Linked DNA regions of Homo sapiens: region 1 is linked to region 2. A link is an interaction called in ENCODE POLR2A ChIA-PET data of the cell type or tissue named here. Cell type or tissue: MCF 10A. All regions are shown on one strand. Links, peaks and the distances in the headings refer to the core of each region. The heading gives the core; the rest is flanking DNA. Region 1 has its middle 32 kb from the start of LYRM9. Region 2 overlaps LOC105371709 (a long non-coding RNA gene).

The links. Peaks named below come from ENCODE experiments on the same cell type or tissue, not always from the same donor. Only the 100,000 strongest peaks of a DNase experiment are listed, where the experiment ranks them.
Region 1: POLR2A ChIA-PET joins it to region 2 with 8 read pairs; 1 of 35 experiments calls an interaction of 5 or more read pairs at or near these places.

What each region holds. Positions count from the first base shown.
Region 1 is chr17:27,858,788-27,864,168 of GRCh38, reverse strand. No RefSeq gene overlaps it. Among named protein-coding and RNA genes, the nearest start is that of LYRM9, 32 kb to the left of the region's middle. In MCF 10A, for the core only: no CTCF peak of the experiment used is centred there; a DNase peak (open chromatin) is centred at 2,018.
Region 2 is chr17:28,031,476-28,036,856 of GRCh38, reverse strand. It overlaps LOC105371709 (a long non-coding RNA gene), which reads left to right. Exons shown (of 3, transcript XR_934637.4): 3 at 2,396-2,717. Among named protein-coding and RNA genes, the nearest start is that of NLK, 8.5 kb to the left of the region's middle. RefSeq lists an enhancer at 2,043-3,242. In MCF 10A, for the core only: no CTCF peak of the experiment used is centred there; a DNase peak (open chromatin) is centred at 2,476.

The DNA of each region.
Region 1 (5,381 bases), core at 60-5,059, 170 kb after region 2:
AAGAAAACTGTCTATGACAAGATGCTCCTGAGAAAAGGTAGTACACAAAATTGAATTGAATATACAGTGTGATTATTTACAAATAAAACATCAAAACAAACTTGCTTATGCAGAGAGAGAGAAACTAAAGAGAGAGCCATCAAAACAGTGGTGCTAAAATTCTGGGTAATTTTTCCTTCTATTTTTCTGGATTTGTTCAATTTTCTTTTCTTTTTCATTCTTTTTTTCTTTTTTTGAGACAGAGTCTTGCTCTGTCACCTAGGCTGGAGTGAGGTGGTGCCATCATAGCTCACTGCAACCTCCACTTCCTAGGCTCAAGTGATCCTCCTACCTCAGCCTCCTGAGTAGTTAGGATTACAGGTGTGCACCACAAGCCTTGGTTAATTTTTAAATTCTTTTGTAGAGACAGAGTTTCACTATATTTCCCAGGCTGGTCTTAAACTCCTGGGCTCAAGCGATCTGCCTGCCTTGGCCTCCCAAGGTGCTGGGATTACAAGTATGAGCCACCGCGCCTGCCCCAATTTTCTTTAATGAAAAACAGCTCAGTATTTATATATTGTTATAGACAGCCGCCAGCATGGGTAAAAGTGAAGCGTGGCTCTGTATAATAACAGAGGAAAGGCCCCTAGGCATCAGGACAGTGGAGAGGAGGCACTTGGGCCCATGGCCCCCCTCCTGGAGTGTAGTCACCCTGCTTCTGGTTTTTGAGAGCCTCACCCAGCCTCTCCTGCCCAGCCTGTGCTGGTCTTTGCCAGTCTTCGGGCAGTCACTGTGGGTGCCAGTCTGGGCCAGGCACTGAGGCTGCACTGTAAGTTCCTGTGGGACAGAGGCTGACCATGCTCTGTTCATCTTTGTGCCTCTCAGGCCAAAAGCAAGGTCTTACGTGTGGTAAGAACACAGTAAGGGTTGAATAGAGAGAATCTCCAAGGTTGTTTTTTTTAGGACTTGTGACTTTACTTTGGGGGCTGACTTGGCAGCCAAGCCTCTAGGACTTGATGAGACCTGGACTTCACAGTGTCCTTGGCGCATCTGTATAACATGCCTCCAGAGGACTCAGCTCGCCTAACTCAGCCTCAGCATTATTTCCCTCCAGGGCTGCCTCCTTCTCTGATTAAGAAACCACCTCTCAGATGATGTAACGGTCTCCAACAGCCCAGAGAGCCTTAAATGGTGGAGTTTGAAAATATGATATTCGTTTTTCCATTATCTAATTGCTGTTGTAGTTGATTTATCCTGACATGACCCTTGCTGACAAGACTCTGGCTATATTGTACATCCCTACAACTTAGCAGTGACTCTGCAGGGCCCTTCCAACCCATTTCCTTCTTGGCCCCAGCCTCCTGTCCTGAGGCTCCCACCCACTGCCCACTGTGCTTCAGCTGCATTGTGTTACCTGCCCAAATAGGTACGGCTGCTTTGGGCTCCATTCCTAGCATCTGCTTGTGCTGTTCCCCTGCCTGGCGTGCCCTCCTCCCCCAGTCCATCTGCCAAATGCCTCGCCCCTGTTTCAAGGCTCTGCTCAAATGCTGACCCCTTACAAAGCCTTTCTTGAACTCTATCTGCAGGTCACATGGATTTCTCCCTAAGAATTCTGTCATCTCTTGGTGCAAAATTCCTTGCACTTGTTTCATCTAATGCTCACTTTTTCTACATATGTTTAGTGGATATTACTCTTAACATGGAGCCAGGTGCTGGGTGGGTACTTGGTGTATATTATCTCAAATTCTGGCAGCAACCACATGAAGAGGTGCTGTCGTTTTCATTTTCTGATGAGGACACTGGGGCTCAGAGAAATGAAGGACTGGCCCAGTTTCTTACGGACATAAGGTGGTACAGCTGGGATTGACACTGGGTCTGTGTGATTCCAACACTCTGTCAATTTGCTGCATATGAATCAGGTTCTTTGGCCAGGTGGTGGCTACTATGGGCGGTGGTGGCTGTTCATTCTCAGCAGTTCCGAAATGACATCACTGATAGTGCGAGGTAATACCTTGTACCCAGGGCAGAGAGTTCAGCACCCTCTGCATTGGCAAATCAGAGATGAGTCACTTGCCTGCTGACATATGACTCCTGATAGAAGGGACTTGGAGTAGCAGTCAGGTTGAAAGGGGAGCAGCAAGTTCATTTGGGCAGCACTCATATTGCTTTTTATTTTTATTTTTTTGAGACAGAGTCTTACTCTGTTGCCCAAGCTGGAGTGCAGTGGCCTGATCTTGGTTCACTGCAACCTCCGCCTTGAGGGTTCAAGTGATTCTCCTGCCTCAGCCTCCTGAGTAGCAGGGACTACAGAGGTGTCCCACCACACCCAGCTAATTTTTGTTTTTTTTAGTAGAGATGGGGTTTTGCCATGTTGGCCAGGCTGGTCTTGAACTCCTGGCCTCAAGTGATCTGCTAGCCTTGGTCTCCCAAAGTGCTAGGATTACAGCGTGAGCCACTGTGCCTGGCCTCTTATTGCTTTTTATGGACTGCATATTTATATGAGGTTGCTTTGGAGTGGCCTGATAGAATTATGGGTGGCTAAAACCCCTTACACAACCACTGTGGATGAAGTAAAAAGAAAAAGTTGAGGGGAAAGGTTCTGGCTCTGGGAAGCAGAAGGCAGAAATACAGTTGCAGAAAGTTGTGTGTCTGCATCAAAATAATCAATCACCCAGCTGTGTCATCCAGCCTGAGTCAGACCCCAGAGGGCACCTCATAGAGAGTAGATGATGCTGCTGTCAGTGGGAAAAACTACTAGGAACAATCAGGACTGATGGATGTTGTGGAGTGAGCCCTCAAGTGCTCATCATCCAAATTAGAAGTTACTCAATGAACAGTTGTAGGCAGAGAGAGGGACTTGGTGGGTCCCTGTTGACTGGAAGTGAGTTGAACCTTGGGCTCTGGAAGACAGAAACCATCACTGTGAAAAGGCGGGTGAGCTGTTGTTCCCTTTACTTTCCTTGTGCATTGTTTCACATTTGTTTGGGTTGGTGAAGATAATCTCAACACTCCTCAAATGGCAGCACTGATAATGCCAGGCAATGTCTTTGTGTACAAGGCAAAGTTCAGCGCCTTCTGGATTGACCAATCAGGGATGAGTAACTTGCTGGTTGTCATTTGATCCCTGATAACCGGGACCCTCATCTCTCCCTTTCAGCTTTAATGAATGAAATGGTAGCAATAGTTAAAGATGCTGTTGCCCAAAGAAGTATTGATTTTATAATTTGTTTCCTCCATTCTTCACCCTTTAATTACTGATTGGATTCAAGGTTCTGGTTTTCAGCAGGTCATGACAAATCTAGCAAATAAATAATAGCGCAGTAAGCTTTAAGTTCATTATTTTCATTGGCATCAATGCCACTATCATTTTTCATTCCATCTTGATTCAGTTCAATACAATTCAATATGTTTTTGAGCCCCTAGTCATTCTAAACATTGTGGCAGGCACTGAGGAGACAGTAATGCATCTTTAAATACGGTTCCTGTTCTCATGAGGCTTACAGTCCAGGGGGAAGACAAACATGAAAGAAGCAACTATATGCCCATTTAGAATAATCACTAAGGGATGCTATAGGAAAGTGTAACATGGAGATCCAACCTAATCTTGATGGGTGGAGCGGTGAATGGACACAGGGAAGATCTCCCAGGGGAAGTAAGATTCCAGCTAAGAATTGAACGATGAGTGTTTTTGGGCAGGGGGATGGAAGCGGGATGGGGTCAGGAAATGAAGAGTATTTTAATGGAGAAAACAGCAAGGCAAAGCTCTATGGTGGAAAGGGTGTAGCATCTTCATGGACCTAAAGGAAGTCGAGGTATTTCAGAGCACAAGGAGGAGAGTCATGGACGATGACCTCAGAGAGCTCAGCCAGAGCTGTGCAATGGTTTGGGACTTTATACCAAGGGATTGGGAAGCCTGGATTAAGTGTTTGGGATGTAGTATTCTAAGCAGGTATAACAATAGCAAACACTTATATTGTGTTTACTATGTGCCAGCCACTGTTCCAAGCACCTTGAAAACATTAATTAATTTATGTAGAGACCCATTGCACCCTGTTTTCTGGTACCAGGAAGCAAGACCAAGCCAAAGTCTATCTGGAAAAGCCAAGAGTCAGATGCTGGAGAGACCAGAGAACAGAGGCAAGCTTGTTTTAGCAAAAACTTGGAGTCAAGTTCTTGGGGTCTGGCTGAGATTAGCCTGAAGGAGGGCAGGTCAGGAATCATCCAAGACAGCCGAGTGACTAGAGATGGACAGTTTGGGGTTTCTTGGCTCAGCTTAGATAGCAGAAGGTGCATGGCACCCGGAGCCTGGTGTGCTGGGCTGGTCCATCTCCTGCTTTTGGTGTGAACTGCAGGAAATAATTGAGGTGAATCTGATGCTCTCGTATAGGGTATATGGACAATAGAATACTAATGCGAGACCAATATGTGAATGAGTAGGAGTATTTCTGTGTTATGGTCAGAAGTCGGAATTCTAACTGGCACCAACATTGACCAGCTGGTCACCTGTCAATTGGTAATACAGGGAATGCCCACTCTGTGTGCACCTCGTGGGGGCAGAGTTGGGGATGAGCATGGATGGTATCATGAAAAGTGCCCTGGCCAAGGGCTGAAGAGGTTGGACTCTAGTGCTAGTTCTGCTGCCTTTTAGCCATGTGAACTGGCACAAACCACCCACTCTGCCTGAGTCTGTTTTCTCATCTATAAGATGGGCTTTATGGAGTTGTTATGAGGATAAAACGAAATCTTATATGCGAGTGCATCTTTCAAGCGGTAACATATAACTGTAGCAGGGTGATTGGATGCTAGAGAAGCTAGCTGTGCTGCAAACCAACATAACATGAGTGTGCCTCAGAGTGCTAACTTCGTGATTTGACATTGTTTGGGAAATGTTGTTGGCAAATATGTATGTGTGCTTTCAGGACCCCTCTTCCCAGAAGAGCCCACCTGGAAGGTAAATGTGGGTCAAATGATTGCATGTGGCAGACTCGAGGCAAACCGGACAGTTGTCATGTGACTGGTGTGGCATGCTCACAGCAGCATGGACAGTTGTCTTGTAGCTAAGCTAGGCAAGCTAGGCTCATGGCATAGTGGACAGCTGTCATGTGGTTGGTGTGGCAGGCTCATGGCAGAGTGGACAATCATCATGTAGCTTGTGTTTCAGGATAGACAGCTATGATAGTCACTCCTTCTTCTCTCCCGTGCCCTTTCCCTCTCTCTCTGATAACAACACCCCCATCCGGCTTCCCAGGAACCAGCTACCCTCTACCCAGATGACCATGACTAAGGCCCAGACTACCTAGAATTCCGAGGGGCAGATTGATATGGGCTGGAGTGGTCAGAGAAAGCTTCGAGCAGACCCAGGAAATTGAGCTATACCTTGAAAGGCAGACAGGATTGAGGCA
Region 2 (5,381 bases), core at 144-5,143:
GTAATATAGTTTGAAGTCAGGTAGCGTGATGCCTCCAGCTTTGTTCTTTTGGCTTAGGATTGACTTGGCAATGCAGGCTCTTTTTTGGTTCCATATGAACTTTATAGTTTTTTCCAATTCTGTGAAGAAAGTCATTGGTAGCTTGTTGGGGGTGGCATTGAATCTATAAATTACCTTGGGCAGTATGGCCATTTTCATGATATTGATTCTTCCTACCCATGAGCATGGAATGTTCTTCCATTTGTTTGTATCCTCTTTTATTTCATAGAGCAGTGGTTTGTAGTTCTCCTTGAAGAGGTCCTTCACGTCGCTTGTAAGTTGGATTCCTAGGTATTTTATTCTCTTTGAAGCAATTGTGAATGGGAGTTCACTCATGATTTTGCTCTCTGTTTGTCTGTTATTGGTGTATAAGAATGCTTGTGATTTTTGCACACTGATTTTGTATCCTGAGACTTTGCTGAAGTTGCCTATTAGCTTAAGGAGGTTTTGGACTTCATGTCTAAAACACCAAAAGCAATGGCAACAAAAGCCAAAATTGACAAATGGGATCTAAATAAACTAAAGAGCTTCTGTACAGCAAAAGAAACTACCATCAGCGTGAACAGGTAACCTACAGAGTGGGAGAAAATTTTTGCAATCTACTCATCTGACAAAAGGCTAATATCCAGACTCTACAATGAACTCCAACAAATTTACAAGAAAAAAAACAGACAACCCCATCAAAAAGTGGGCAAAGGATATGAACAGACACTTCTCAAAAGAAGACATTTATGTAGCCAAAAGACACATGAAAAAATGCTTATCATCACTGGCCATCAGAGAAATGCAAATCAAAACCACAGTGAGATACCATCTCACACCAGTTAGAATGGCGATCATTAAAAAGTCAGGAAACAACAGGTTCTGGAGAGGCTGTGGGGAAATAGGAACACTTTTACACTGTTGATGGGACTGTAAACTAGTTCAACCATTGTGGAAGTCAGTGTGGCGATTCCTCAGGGATCTAGAACTCGAAATACCATTTGACCCAGCAATCCTATTACTCGGTATATACCCAAAGGATTATAAATCATGCTGCTATAAAGACACATGCACACATATGTTTATTGTGGCACTATTCACAATAGCAAAGACTTGGAACCAACCCAGATGTCCAACAGTGATAGACTGGATTAAGAAAATGTGGCACATATACACCATGGAATACTATGCAGCCGTAAAAAATGATGAGTTCATGTCCTTTGTAGGGACATGGATGAAGCTGGAAACCATCATTCTCAGCAAACTATCACAAGGACAAAAAACCAAACACCTCATGTTCTCACTCATAGGTGGGAATTGAACAATGAGAACACATGGACGCAGGAAGGGGAACATCACACACAGGGGCCTGTTGTGGGGTGGGGAGAGGGGGGAGGGATAGCATTTGGAGATATACCTAATGTTAAATGATGAGTTACTGGGTGCAGCACACCAACATGGCACATGTATACATATGTAACTAACCTGCACATTGTGTACATGTACCCTAAAACTTAAAGTATAATAAAAAAAAATAATGTTCATGATTTAGATCAGTGCTGTCCTAGAGAAATGTGAGAGCCACATATGAAATTTTGTGTTCTAGTAGTCACACTAAAAAGTTAAAAGAGGCCAGGTGTGATGGCTCACACCTGTAATCCCAGCAATTTGGGAGGCCAAGGTGGGAGGATCGCTTGAGCCCAAAGTTCAAGACCAGCCTGGGCAACATAGTGAAACCTCATCTCTATCAAAAAAAAAAAAAAAAAATTAGCCAGGCATGGTGGCATGTGCCTGTAGTCCCTGCAACTCAAGAGGCTGAAGTGGAAGGATCACCTGAACCCAGGGAGGTTGAGGCTGCAGTGAGCCATGATCATGCCACTGCACTTTAGCCTGAGCAGCAGAGTGAGACCTTATCTAAAAAAAAAAAAAAAAAAAAAGGAAAACAAAATTCACTAGCCACATGTGGCTAGTAGCTACTATATTAGACAGCCCAAATCTAGATCATGGGTTTGAATCCTTAATCTGTCCCTTACCAGCTATGTGACCTTGGGCAAGTTCCTTAACCTATCTTAGTGTGAAAAATTTCCTTGTCTGTAAAATAGAGAGGTTCCCTGACAGATGCAGTTGTGATAATTCAAAGAGACAATCCATGGAAAGCACATAGCCTGGGGCTTGCTAGCAGTAAGTGGGATGGTTATTATTAGTACAGGTATTACAATCGAAGGCAAAGTGTCCCAAGTGTCCAGTGGAGAAATCATCTTGGGCACCACTCAGTTCATGTCCCCAGCATTCCATCCACGTGGAGTGGCTGGCCCCTTAAACACATCACCAGACAGTACAATTTCCGGCCTTTTCCATTTTGTTCCATTTTCAGGAGCTGAGCATGAAGAACGAGAAGTCGGAAGTGAGTCAGCAGGATAGCACTTAGAGCCTAAAAAAGCAAGCAGGACATCAGAATGCATAAGCAGGAATATAATGTGCAGGAAGTGGGAGGTGATCTTCCCTTTCTTCCAAGAACTGGCTCACCCCATGAGTTGTCTGCAAAGACTTTGCAGAACTTGGGCCAGGCCCAGGAATATTAAAGGACTACAAAAGGAGCAACTCACATTCAACAGTGCTGGGTGCTCAACACCTGTTATCTCATGTGATCAATCGTCAATATGTCCCATTTTGCAAATGAAGAAACAGACTCGGGAAGTCAAGGTACCTTATCAAATCTCACACATCTCGTGAGTGACAAAGCTGGGGCTGGCCCACTTCCCACTGTAACCCACAGCTGGAGGGAAGGGGCAAAGAAGTGATGCTATGGAGTACCAGGAAGGACAGGCAGAGAATTCTTACCCTTTCAAGCCTGGCAGCCAGGGGCCTCCCTCACTGGGTGCATGATACTTTTTTAACATTTCTTACCCAAAACTGTTAGCAGAAGGCAAGAGGATCACCTCCGACCTTTTAGCACACACATTCCTCTGGGTCACACTACGTCCATTCTCTGTCTCCATGCTTCGGGCCTGGCTTATCTTTCTACCTCTTCTTCTACCCAAGTTCTACTCACTTTTAAGGCTTTGCTCTTGGAGCCTCAGATCTTCTTCTTTGTTGTCTTTTTTTTTTTTTTTGAGAACCTCGACCTCCCTGGGCTCAGGTGATCCTCTCACCTCAGCCTCCTGAGTAGCTGGGTCTACAGGCATGTGCCACCACAGCTGACTAATTTTTTTGTATTTTGTAGAGCTGGGGTTTTGCCTTGTTGCTCATTAGAATCTGCCTGCCTCAGCCTCCTAAAGTGCCAGGATTACAGGCATGAGCCACTGCACTGGGCTGTAGCCTCAGAACTTTCATGAAGCATTTTTCCTGATACAAGTCCCTCTGGATCTCTCTCTCCCCTGAAGAATTTAGACATTCAATGTCTGCAATATTTATTTGAAACATACACTCTTATTTATATAATCTTATTTATGTGATGCCGTGAAAAACTTTCTAGCTGTCTGACCTTGGGCACTAGACACTTGAGCATGCTTCCTCATCTGTTCAATGGGTATAATAACACCTATTTTGCAGTAGAAGGTAATATTGAGAAAATTAACTAAGGTCATATATTACTATATGAAATATCTAGCACAATGCCTGACACAGAGTGGCCACTTGGGATAGGTAGTTCCCTTCCTCACTTTTTTTTTCTTTTTAGAGAAACAGCCCAGGCTGTTCTCAAACTTCTGTGCTGAAGCAATCCTCCTGCCTCAGCCTTCCAAAGTCTTGGGATGACAACCATGAGCCACAATACCTGGCCTCTTTCCTCACTTCTGTGTGTTGCTTACTTGTCATTATTTTCCTGGTATCTCTATTTCCAGTGCTCTTCTGTTTGGGGAGTTGGTTGGGGAGATGAGATGTGATACTTTAATCTTAGTAAATTGTAAAATGCTTCTCCCATCTTCCTTCATCCATTTTTCTGAGCCCCTACAGTCCCTCCATCAGTTTCGTGACAGGGGATAAAGTCATCAATGCCAAAGCAAAGGTGGAGGCTCGATAAGAGAGAGTGGGAGCAAGGCTACAAACCTCATAGGCATTTGGTATTGCTGAAGGACAACGTGCATGTTCAGGATCAGCTACTGGAAGGTATAACAAGAGAAGCCAGACAAGACAGTGGAAGAATCAGTCAGGGAGCCAATAGCAACTAAGATAGAGACAGGACATGGCAACAAGCTGGGGACTGGGTGAGGCCAGACAAATCTAAGTTCACGTACCACCTGGTCCTTCTTCCCCTACAACTGGGCCTCTTCCCATCCTAACAACACAGGCTCTGAGCCCCAGGAGAATTCCCTTTGCATGTATCTCAGGATGTTGGCCTCATCTTACCCCTCTCCATTTTTCAGTCCCTGGATGGGTTATTTATCCCAGCTCCAAACCCCAGGACCAAACCTCAGCCCTGACCCATGTCCTTGGCCATGTGAGTCAGACGATGTCCCAAACTTCCTTCTTCCTAGATGAGTGGTGAACATTTTATCTTAAAGTTATTAAAAAAGAAAATTTTAAAATAGATTACAAAATTGTTATGCTTAACATTTGTAGGTGCCCTTTATTACTTTGGCTTCTTAAGCCTTAGTAAATGAAAGTATAACTCACATGCATTGGACACAGCAGTAAAATGAGGAATGTTTCATAATGTTATACAGACAATATTCTGTGGATCTATTTTCAGCTTAGAATCCAAATACAACAAGATACTTTTCATCAAAAGGGCAGCAATGAACCATACACAAAATTACCACCTATCCACCCCAATATACCACGTTACAGAGCTCAGCCTCCATGGCAGAATAAAGGTTGTCCTCGCTGAAAGTCCGCAGAGACAGTGGTCCCAGATTAGAGAGCCACAGCCTTAAATATTGATTGCTAGGGTTAGCAGGTGAAACCAAATTATCCAAGACTACAATGAGCATTATTTGGAAAAGACTAAGACAGTGGTGGTTTCCAGACTGTGCTTCACATTGGAATCACCTGAGGATATTCAAAAACTACTGATGCCTGGTTTCAGTGGTATGCTGGTAAATATTTTAAGAATTGGCTGTTTAGAAAGAAAAGAAAGCCCTGATTTATATCCATGGCATAAAAACTTCTATCATGGTTAATTTCTTTCTTTCTTTCTTTTTTTTTTTGAGACAGAGTCACACTCTGTTGCCTAGGCTGGAGTGCAATGGCACGATCTCGGCTCACTGCAACCTCTGCCTCTCGGGTTGAAGCAATTCTCCTGCCTCAGCCTTCTAAGTAGCTGGGATTACAGGTGTGTGCCACCACGCCCAGCTAATTTTTTTTTTTTTTTGTAAGTAGAGACGGGGTTTCACCCTGTTGGCTAGCCTGGTCTCGAACTC